Regions from separate parts of the Homo sapiens genome. Here region 2 is linked to region 1. Evidence: read pairs that join two places in POLR2A ChIA-PET (ENCODE). Cell type or tissue: OCI-LY7. All regions are shown on one strand. Each heading gives the region's core, and the rest is flanking DNA. Links, peaks and the distances in the headings are about the cores only.

Region 1 (4,593 bases), core at 265-4,264:
TTTGTATTTTTAGTAGAGATGGGGGTTTCACCATGTTGGCCAGGTTGGTCTCAAACTCCTGACCACAAGTGATCCGCCCACTTCAGCCTTCTAAAGTGCTTGGATTATAGGTGTGAGCCACCACACCTGACCTGGAGAATATATCTTTTTCTTTTTTTTTTTTTTTTAGATAGAGTCTTGCTCTGTCACCCAGGCTGGAGTGCTATGGCACAATCTTGGCTCACTGCAACCTCTGACTCCCTGGTTCAAGTGATTCTCCTGCCTCAGCCTCCCGAGTACCTGGGATTACAGGCATGTGCCACCACAGCACAGCTAATTTTTGTATTTTTAGTAGAGACAGGGTTTCACCATGTTGGCCAGGATGGTCTCGATCTGCTCACCTCGTGATCCGCCCACCTCGGCCTCCCAAAGTGCTGGGATTACAGGCGTGAGCCACCGCGCCTGGCCGAATATTTCTCATACCAGGAAAAGTTGGAAGCAGCCCACAGATCTAGCCTGAGAGGCCTGGTTAAATTAGTGTCTGGCCGGGTGTGGTAGCTCATGCCTGTAATCCCAGCACTTTGGGAGGCCAAGGTGGGAGGATTGCTTGAGCCTAGGAGTTTGAGACCAGCCTGGGTGACATAGGGAGCCCCCATCTCTACAAAGAATAAAAATTCAAAAATTAGCCAGGCATGTGGCATGAACCCATGTTCATGCCTATGGTCACAGCTACTTGGAAAGCTGAGGTAGGAGGATTGGTTGGGCCCAGGAGGTTGAGGTTGCAATGAGCCATGATTGCACCACTGCACTCCAGCCTGGGTGACAGAGCAAAGCCTTGTCTGAAAAAAAAAAAAAAAAAAAAAAAAAGATTTGTGTCTGCATGACACACCATGATGTGGACAGGGAAGGGATGGAAAGGACACCATGCATGCAGATAGGAGACCACATACACTGCAGCAACTCCACTTCTGTGAATGTATCCGACAGAAATGGGACCTTCATTCCGCTGGGTGCGGTGGCTCACACCTGTAATCCCAGCATTTTGGGAGGCCGAGGCGGGCAGATCACTTGAGGTCAGGAGTTTGAGAATAGCCTGGCCAACATGGCGAAACCCCATCTCTACTAAAAATACAAAAAATTATCCGGGCGTGGTGGCACATGCCTGTAATCCCAGATACTCGGGAGGCTGAGGCAGGAGAACTGCTTGAACTTCGGAGGTGGAGGTTGCAATGAGCCAAGATTGCGCCACTGCACTCCAGCCTGGGCAACAGAGGAAGACTCCGTCAAAAAAAAAAAATGCCCTGTTGCAGTGGCTCACACTTGTAATTCCAGCACTTTGGGAGGTCAAGGCAGGCAGATCACCTGAGGTCGGGAGTTCGAGACCAGCCTGACCAATGTGAAGAAACCCCATCTCTACTAAAAATACAAAAATTAGCCAGGCGTGGTGGTGCATGCCTGTAGTCCGAGCTACTTGGGAGGCTGAGGCAGGAGAATCGCTTGAACCCGGGAGGTGGAGGTTGTGGTGAGCCGAGATCGTGCCACTGCACTCCAGCCTGGTGACACAGCAAGACTCCATCTCAAGAAAAAAAAAAAAAAAAAAAAAAGAACATTCTCAAGAGGAAATAAATTATCCGTGACAGGGCTCAATGGTTCTCCTTCATTCATGTGAGGTTTTTAATGCTTTTTCATATGCCTTGGGGGAGAGTTGTCAAATCTTAACAAATCAGAGAAGAATTATAACTCGTAGAAGAATGTCAAAGGCATTTGGAGGGTGGAAGCTGCAGAAATTGAGCCCCATCTGCAAATGGGATGGACAGATGAAAGATGTACATTCTCAAGTCTGCGTAGGAACGTATATTAAGCCGAGCATGGTGGCTCACGCATGTAATCCCAGCACTTTGGGAGGCCAAGGCGGGTGGATCACCTGAGGTCAGAAGTTTGAGACCAGCCTGGCCAAAATGGCGAAACCCGTCTCTACTAAATACACAAAAATCAGCCGGGCATGGTGGCACGTGCCTGTGGTCCCAGCTACTCAGAACGTTGAGGCAGGAGAATCGCTTGAACCTGGGAGGCAGTGGTTGCAGTGAGCCGAGATCGCGCCCTTGCACTCCAGTCTGGGTGACAGAGTGAGACTCCGTCTAAAAAAAAAAAAAAAAAATTGATCCATTCCATCTTGCATTTTTTTAATAAAGTTTTTTTTTAATTAAAAAACATTTTTTTTTTGGTGGAGATTGGTGTCTTACTATGTTGCCCAGGCTGATCTTGAACTCCTGGACTCAAGTAATCCTCCCACCTCAGCCTCCCAAAGTGCTGGGATTACAGGCTGAGCCACTGCACCCGGCCTTGCAGATGTGGTTAACACCTCCAATCAACTGACCTGAAGTAAAGGAATTTATCCTCCATGACCTTGATGTTTCTTTTTTTTTTTTTTGAAACCAAGTTTCGCTCTTTTTGCCCAGGCTGGAGTGCAATGGCGTGATCTCGGCTAACTGCAACCTCCACCTCCCGGGTTCAAGACATTCTCCTGCCTCAGCCTCCTGAGTAGCTGGGATTACAGGCATGCACCACCATGCCTGGATAATTTTTGCATTTTTAGTAGAGACGGGGTTTCTCCACGTTGGTCAGGCTGGTCTGAAACTCCTGACCTCAGGTGATCCTCCTGCCTCGGCCTCCCAAAGTGTTGGGGTTACAGGCGTGAGCCACTGCACCCAGCCGATGCTTCTTATCTAATCAGTTGAAGTCCTTCAGAGAGCAAAAACAGCTTCTAGAGGGAAAAAGGAATTCGTAAGCTTGCAACAAATAAAGCCTCCCTGTTTCCAACCTGCTAGAGTGCCCTATGAATTTTGGGTTTATCAGCCCCCACGATTGCATGACCCAATTCCTTAAAATACATCTTTTTTTTTTTTGAGAGAGATAGGATCTCTGCCACCCAGGCTGAAGTGCGGTGGTGGGATCATGGCTCACTGCAGCCTCGACCTCCTGGGCTCAAACGATCCACCCACCTCAGCCTCTGGAGTGGCTGGGATCACAGGCACACACCACCATGCCCAAACTTTTTAAAAACTTTTTTGTAAACATGGGATCTTAAACTCCTGGGCTCAAGCAATCTTTCCATGTCAGCCTCCCAAAGTGCTAGGATTCCAGGCGTAAACCACCACGCCCAGACAAAATAAATCTTAAAAAATTTTTTTTTTTTTTAGAGAAAATCTCTTTCTATATATGTAATATGTATATTTCCTGTTGGTTCTGTTTCTCTTGTGAGCCATTACTGATACAGGCACCCAGAGGCCCGGTGATGGGAAGGAGGCGGGGTTACTTTCCAATACATACTCAGGGAATTTCTTTTTTTTCTTTTTTTGAGATGGAGTTTCGCTCTGTCGCCCAAGCTGGAGTGCAGTGTATGGTCTTGGCTCACTGCAAGCTCTGTCTCCTGGGCTCAAGCGATTCTCCTGCCTCAGCCTCTGGAGTAGCTGGGATTACAGGTGCCCGCCACCATGCCTGGCTAATTTTCGTATTTTTAGTGGAGACAGGGTTTTACCATATTGGCGAAGCTGGTCTTGAACTCCTGGTCTCAAGTGATCTGCCTGCCTCAGCCTCCCAAAGTGCTGGGATTACAGGCGTGAGTTACCGCGCCCGGCCACTCAGGGAATTTCTGAGATAGTGACAGCTTCCGGTGGCAGGACCTCAGCTGATTGCCTTGGCCTTTGTCCGCTGAACCCAGGCCAGCTTCCTAGCCTCGGGCGCCACCCAAGACACCTGCAGACCAAGGACACACATTAGAGGCCTTGGGTTTCACGGTCCTGGGCAGGGCCAGGCCTGAGGTGCTGACCAAGCCTGCTACCCTCAACCAAAATAAACCTAGGGCAGGATGCTGCTTGATCAGCCATCCATAGAACACCACAGCCCGAGCCGGGTCACAGATCTGCTTTGGCTGGCCTGCGGACAGGGAGGTCCTCAGCCGCAAAAGGCCTGAGAGGTGGACACATTGGATTTGAAGACCAAAAATGGCCCCCTTCTGGTTGGGTGCAGTGGCTCACACCTGTAATCCCAGCACTTTGGGAGGCTGAAGTGGGCGGATCACTTGAGGTTGGGAATTTGAGACCAGCCTGGCCAACATGGTGAAACCTCGTTCTCTACTAAAAATACAAAAATTAGCCGGGCTTGGTGGCATGTGCCTTGTAGTCCCAGTTACTCGGAAGGCTGAGGCAGAAGAGTCACTTGAGGCTGCAGTTGCAGTGAGCCGAGATCGCACCACTGCACTTCAGTCTGGGTGACAGAGCAAGACTTTGTCTCAAAAAAAAAAAAAAAAAAGGCCCCCTTCGGAGATGTGGGAGTTGGGGGTGGGGGCAGATTTCAAAGCCTGGGGGATTCGATCTGTCATCTGTGCAACCCAGCTGACTATGTGGCTAAAGTTTAACAAGTTTCACAATAACCATTAGACATTGACTGACACTGCCAGGGAAGTGCTCCAGAGATGGGGAAACCCACGTCCACACAAACACCTGTCCACGCGTGTCCACAGCAGCTCTAGTCATGGTTGGCAGAAAGTGGAAACCTCCCCATGCCCATCAGCTGGTGCATGGATAACAGAGTGTGTTCCATCCACACAGGGGG
Region 2 (4,593 bases), core at 444-4,443, 170 kb after region 1:
GAAGGCCAGGATCATTGTCGGGGAGGTCCTCAGAACAGAAGGGTGGGTAACTGGCTGAAGAGTTTGCATCATCTGTGCATGTAGCAGTGGCGCTGCTGGAGGTGGCAGGAGCTGCATGCTCAGCTGGACCTCCACAGCCATTGATCACTGCCATGAGGACCGTGGCTCACCCCTCCTGAGTGGGGAAGGGACAGAAGGGACCAGGTGGGAAGTGTTGAAGACTTGAGTCCAGCCAGGCATGGTGGCTTGGCGTATGCCTGTAGTCCCAGCTACTTGGGAGGCTTAGGCTGGAGGATCGCTTGAACCCAGAATTTTGAGACCAGCCTGGGCAGCACAGCAAAACACCCATCTCTAAAAAAAAATTAAATTAAAAAAAAAGTTAAATTAGCCCAACGTGGTGGCTCAAGCCTGTAAGTCCCAGCTACTCAGGAGCCTGAGGTGGGAAGATTGCTTGAGCCCAGGAATTTGAGGCTGCAGTGAGTCGTGATCATGCCACAGCACTCCAGCCCTGGCAACATGACGAGGAAAAAAAAAGAGGCTGGGTGCAGTGGCTCATGCCTGTCATCCGAGAACTTTGGGAGGCCAAGGTGGGAAGATCACTTAAACCCAGGAGTTCCAGACCAACCTGGGCAACATGGGGAAACCCAGACTATACAAAAAATACAAAAATTAGCTGGGCAGGCTGGGCACAGTGGCTCACGCCTGTAATCCCAGCACTTTGGGAGGCTAAGGGGGGCGGATCACAAGGTCAAGAGATCAAGACCATCCTGACCAATATGGTGAAACCCTATTGGGTTTCTACTAAAAATACAAAAATTAGCTAGGCGTTGTGGCTCACGCCTGTAGTCCCAGTAGTAGTCCCAGCTACTGGGGAGTCTGAGGCAGGAGAATCACTTGAACCCAGGAGGCAGAGGTTGCAGTAAGCTGAGATCTTGCCACTGCACTCCAGCCTAGCTGGGCAAGGTGGTGTGCACCTGTAGTCTCAGTTACTTGGGAGGCTGAGGCAGGATTGCTTGCACCCATGAGATCAAGGCTGCAGAGAGCTATGATTGCACCACCGCAGTACAGCCTGGGCAATAGGGCAAGACACTGCCTCAAAAATAAAAAAATAGGCCAGGCGCAGTGGCTCATGCCTGTAATCCCAACATTTTGGGAGGCTGAGGTGGGAGGATCACTTGAGGTCAGGAGTTTGAAACCAGCCTGGCCAACATGGTGAAACCCCATCTCTACTGAAAATACAAAAATTAGCCGGGTGTGGTGGCAGTCGCCTGTAATCCGAGCTATTTGGGAAGGACGAGAATCGTTTGAACCCGGGAGGCAGAAGCTGCAGTGAGCCGAGATCCCGCCACTGCACTCCAGCCTGGGCAACAGAGTGAGACTTTGTCTCAGAACAAAAAAACAAAAAAAAAAACCCAATAATAATAAAAACAAAATTAGGCCAGGAGCGGTGGCTCACACCTGTAATCCCAGCACTTTGGGAGACCGAGGTGGGTGGATTACCTGAGGTCAGGAGTTTGAGACCAGCCTTGCCAACATAGTGAAACCCCGTCTCCACTAAAGATACAAAAAATTAGCTGAGCATGGTGGCACATGCCTGTAGTCCCAGCTACTCAGGAGGCTGAGGCAGGAGAATCGCTTGAACCTGGGAGGCAGAGGCTGCAGTGAGCCGAGATCGTGCCATTGCACTCCAGCCTGCATGACAGAGCGAGACTCTCTCTCAAAACAAAAAACAAAAACAAAACAAAATAATAAAAATAAGTAAGTAGAAAAGAAAAAGAAAAAAGACCTGAGTCTGGGTTGGGTGAGCGAAATCTCTAGCCGCACTTGGACACTCTGCAGAGGCTTCAAGTTCACCCCATCCAAGTCTCATTCCCTACAAGCTTCCACAGCACAGAGGATGAAATGGGAGCTTCCAGTCACCCACGGCACGCTCTTCCCTTCACCTCCACCTCCGAGCCGTTCTGGAGTCCTGGTGGGTTTGCCTCCACGCACACACAGAGAGTGATCATTCCAGGGGGCACTGCCTCCCCTCAGCTCCCAATGCCCCCTGCCACGGGAGCCTGGGGAGGGGCTTTTACACACTTTGATCATGCCATATCCCTATCCTGGAAACTGGGGCCCCAAAGCCCCCACCTCACTGGGGATGAGGGTGGCGAAGATGACGTAGGACAAACCTTAGCTGGGGTCTGGGGTGCAGATGGCATCCTATACTCCGCCGTATAAACAAGTGCCCCCTCCGGGTTCTGTCACTTATATACTTTGTCCAGTCTCCCTATCCCTTAAAAGGCGTCCCGCCCATCATCTTGTCTAGGACTGTGTGCGCTAAGGGTGAAATGCAAGGTGCTCAGTTTTACTGAAGAAATCTCTCCCTGGGGCGCTGAGTGACAGAAAGGATTTTGAAATTGTCAGTCAACGTACCCCGCCCATTCTGGCTGAGCTGTGCCAACCAGCTCAGCTTTGGATCTTGGCAGAGTGATTGGAAAGCAGGTGAGTTTGTTTGTTTGTTTGGTTTTTGAGATAGAGTCTTGCTCTGTTGCCCAGGCTGGAGTGCAGTGGCGCGATTTCGGCTCACTGCAACCTCCACTTCCCGGGTTCAAGTGATTCTCCTGCCTCAGCCTCCTGAGTATCTGGGACTACAGGCACACACTACCATGCCCGGCTAATTTTCGTATTTTTAATAGAGACGAGGTTTCACCACATTGGTCAGGCTGGTCTCGAACTCCTGACCTCAAGTGATCCACCTGCCTCAGCCTCCCAAAGTGCTGGGATTACAGGTGTGAGCCACCATGCCCGGCCTGTTTTTGTTTTTGTTTTTTTACTCTTTGAGACGGGGTCTTTTGCTCTGTTGCCCAGGCTGGAGTGCAGTGGCTCAATCATGGCTCACTGCAGCCTTGACTTCCCGGGCTCAGGTGATTCTCCCACCTCAGCCTCCTGAGAAGCTGGGACTAGAGGTGTGCACTGCCACGCCTGGCTAATTTTTTTTTTTTTTTAAGAGATGGGATTCACCATGTTGCCCAAGCTAGTCTTGAACTCCTGGGCTTAGGCCATCCTCCCACCTCAGCCTCTCAAAGTATTTGGATTACAGGGGTGAGCCACTGTCCCCGGCCAAGGCGGATCTTGTAAGTCTTGATCTCAACACTCATGTTTTCCGTCTTCCTGTCCAAATCTGTGAACTCCAACTCACAAAGGTGTTTCTCAGCTTGGGACAGTGTAGAAGGCGTCATGGAGGAAGAGAGGCAGAGCTGGGCCTTGGAGGGTGGGAAGGAGTTTAAAAAGGAGACAAGTTGGGGGTTGAGGGAGGCGCTCCAGGAAAGACCAGTAGGGTCACATGTTGGTACTGCAAATATTTCTAAGGTACTGGAGAGGCTGGGACAGGGATAGGAGACCAGGCCAGACTAGGGTAGGGCAGCTGAGGAGCCCAACTTCCTTCTAAGGATGAGGAAAAGCTTCAAAGAGATGAGCAGAACATGGCAGAGGCAGATCTTTTAAATTTTATTACTGTTATTTTTAGAGACAATGTCTTGTTCTGTCACTCAGGCTGGATTGTAGTGGGCTGGTAATAGCCCACTGCAGCCTCCAACTCCTGGGCTCAAGGCATCCTTCCTCCTCAGCCTCCCAAAGGACTGGGATTACAGGCAAGAAGTAATTTTTTTTTTTTTTTTTTTTTTGAGACGGAGTCTTGCTCTGTTGTGCAGGCTGGAATGCAGTGGCACGATCTGGATCTCGGCTAACTGCAACCACCACCTCTTGAGTTCAAGTGATTCTCGTGCCTCGGCCTCCCAAGTAGCTGGGATTACAGGCATGGGCCATGAGGCCCAGCTAATTTTTGTATTTTTAGTAGAGATGGTCTCAAATTTCTGGCCTCAAGTGATCTGCCCGCCTTGGCCCCCCAAAGTGCTAGGATTACAGGTGTGAGCCACCGTGCCCGGCTAGAAGTCAGTTTTTTATGTTGTCGTTGTTTTTGATGTTATTTTTGAGATAGGGTCTCGCTCTGTTGCCCACGGTGGAGTGCAATGGCTCAATCACAGCTTGCTGCAGCCTCGACTTCCTATGCTCAGGCAATTCTCCCACCTCAGCCTCCTGAATAGCTGGGACTACAGGAATGTGCCAGCCATGCCCAGCTAATTTCTTTTTAAATTTTTTGTAGAGATCAGGGTGTCAGTATGTTGCCCAGGCTGGTCTCAAACTGCTGGGCCCAAGCCATCCATCCACTTTGGCTTCCCAAAGTGCTAGGATTACAGGCTTTGGCCACCGCACCCGGCAAGAAGTCAGATGTTAAGTATTATGAAGATCTCACTGAATGCCATGTATGGTGGCTTGCACCTGTAGTCCAGCTACTCTGGAGGCCGAGGTGAGAGGATTGCTTGAGCCCAGGAGTTTGAGAGCAGCCTGGGCAACATAGTGAGGCCCCAACTAAAAAAAAAAAAAAAATCCCACTGAGACCACCTGGGGTGCGTGAGGCCAGATAGACCCTGCTGCACCTCAACTATTTTCTGGGAGCACCCCTGACCTCAGGACACCCAAGTCTGTCTTCACACACAGGACAAGCCAGAGTGGGGGCAGTTTGCAACCCCAGGAGTGGGTATATAAACA

Evidence for each region. Peaks named below come from ENCODE experiments on the same cell type or tissue, not always from the same donor. Only the 100,000 strongest peaks of a DNase experiment are listed, where the experiment ranks them.
Region 2: POLR2A ChIA-PET joins it to region 1 with 7 read pairs; 2 of 35 experiments call an interaction of 5 or more read pairs at or near these places.

What each region holds. Positions count from the first base shown.
Region 1 is chr19:18,974,397-18,978,989 of GRCh38, forward strand. No RefSeq gene overlaps it. Among named protein-coding and RNA genes, the nearest start is that of HOMER3, 35 kb to the left of the region's middle. RefSeq lists an enhancer at 3,694-4,338. In OCI-LY7, for the core only: no CTCF peak of the experiment used is centred there; no DNase peak of the experiment used is centred there.
Region 2 is chr19:19,140,163-19,144,755 of GRCh38, forward strand. No RefSeq gene overlaps it. Among named protein-coding and RNA genes, the nearest start is that of TMEM161A, 4.0 kb to the left of the region's middle. In OCI-LY7, for the core only: no CTCF peak of the experiment used is centred there; no DNase peak of the experiment used is centred there; H3K4me3 peaks cover 440 bases; H3K27ac peaks cover 1,614 bases.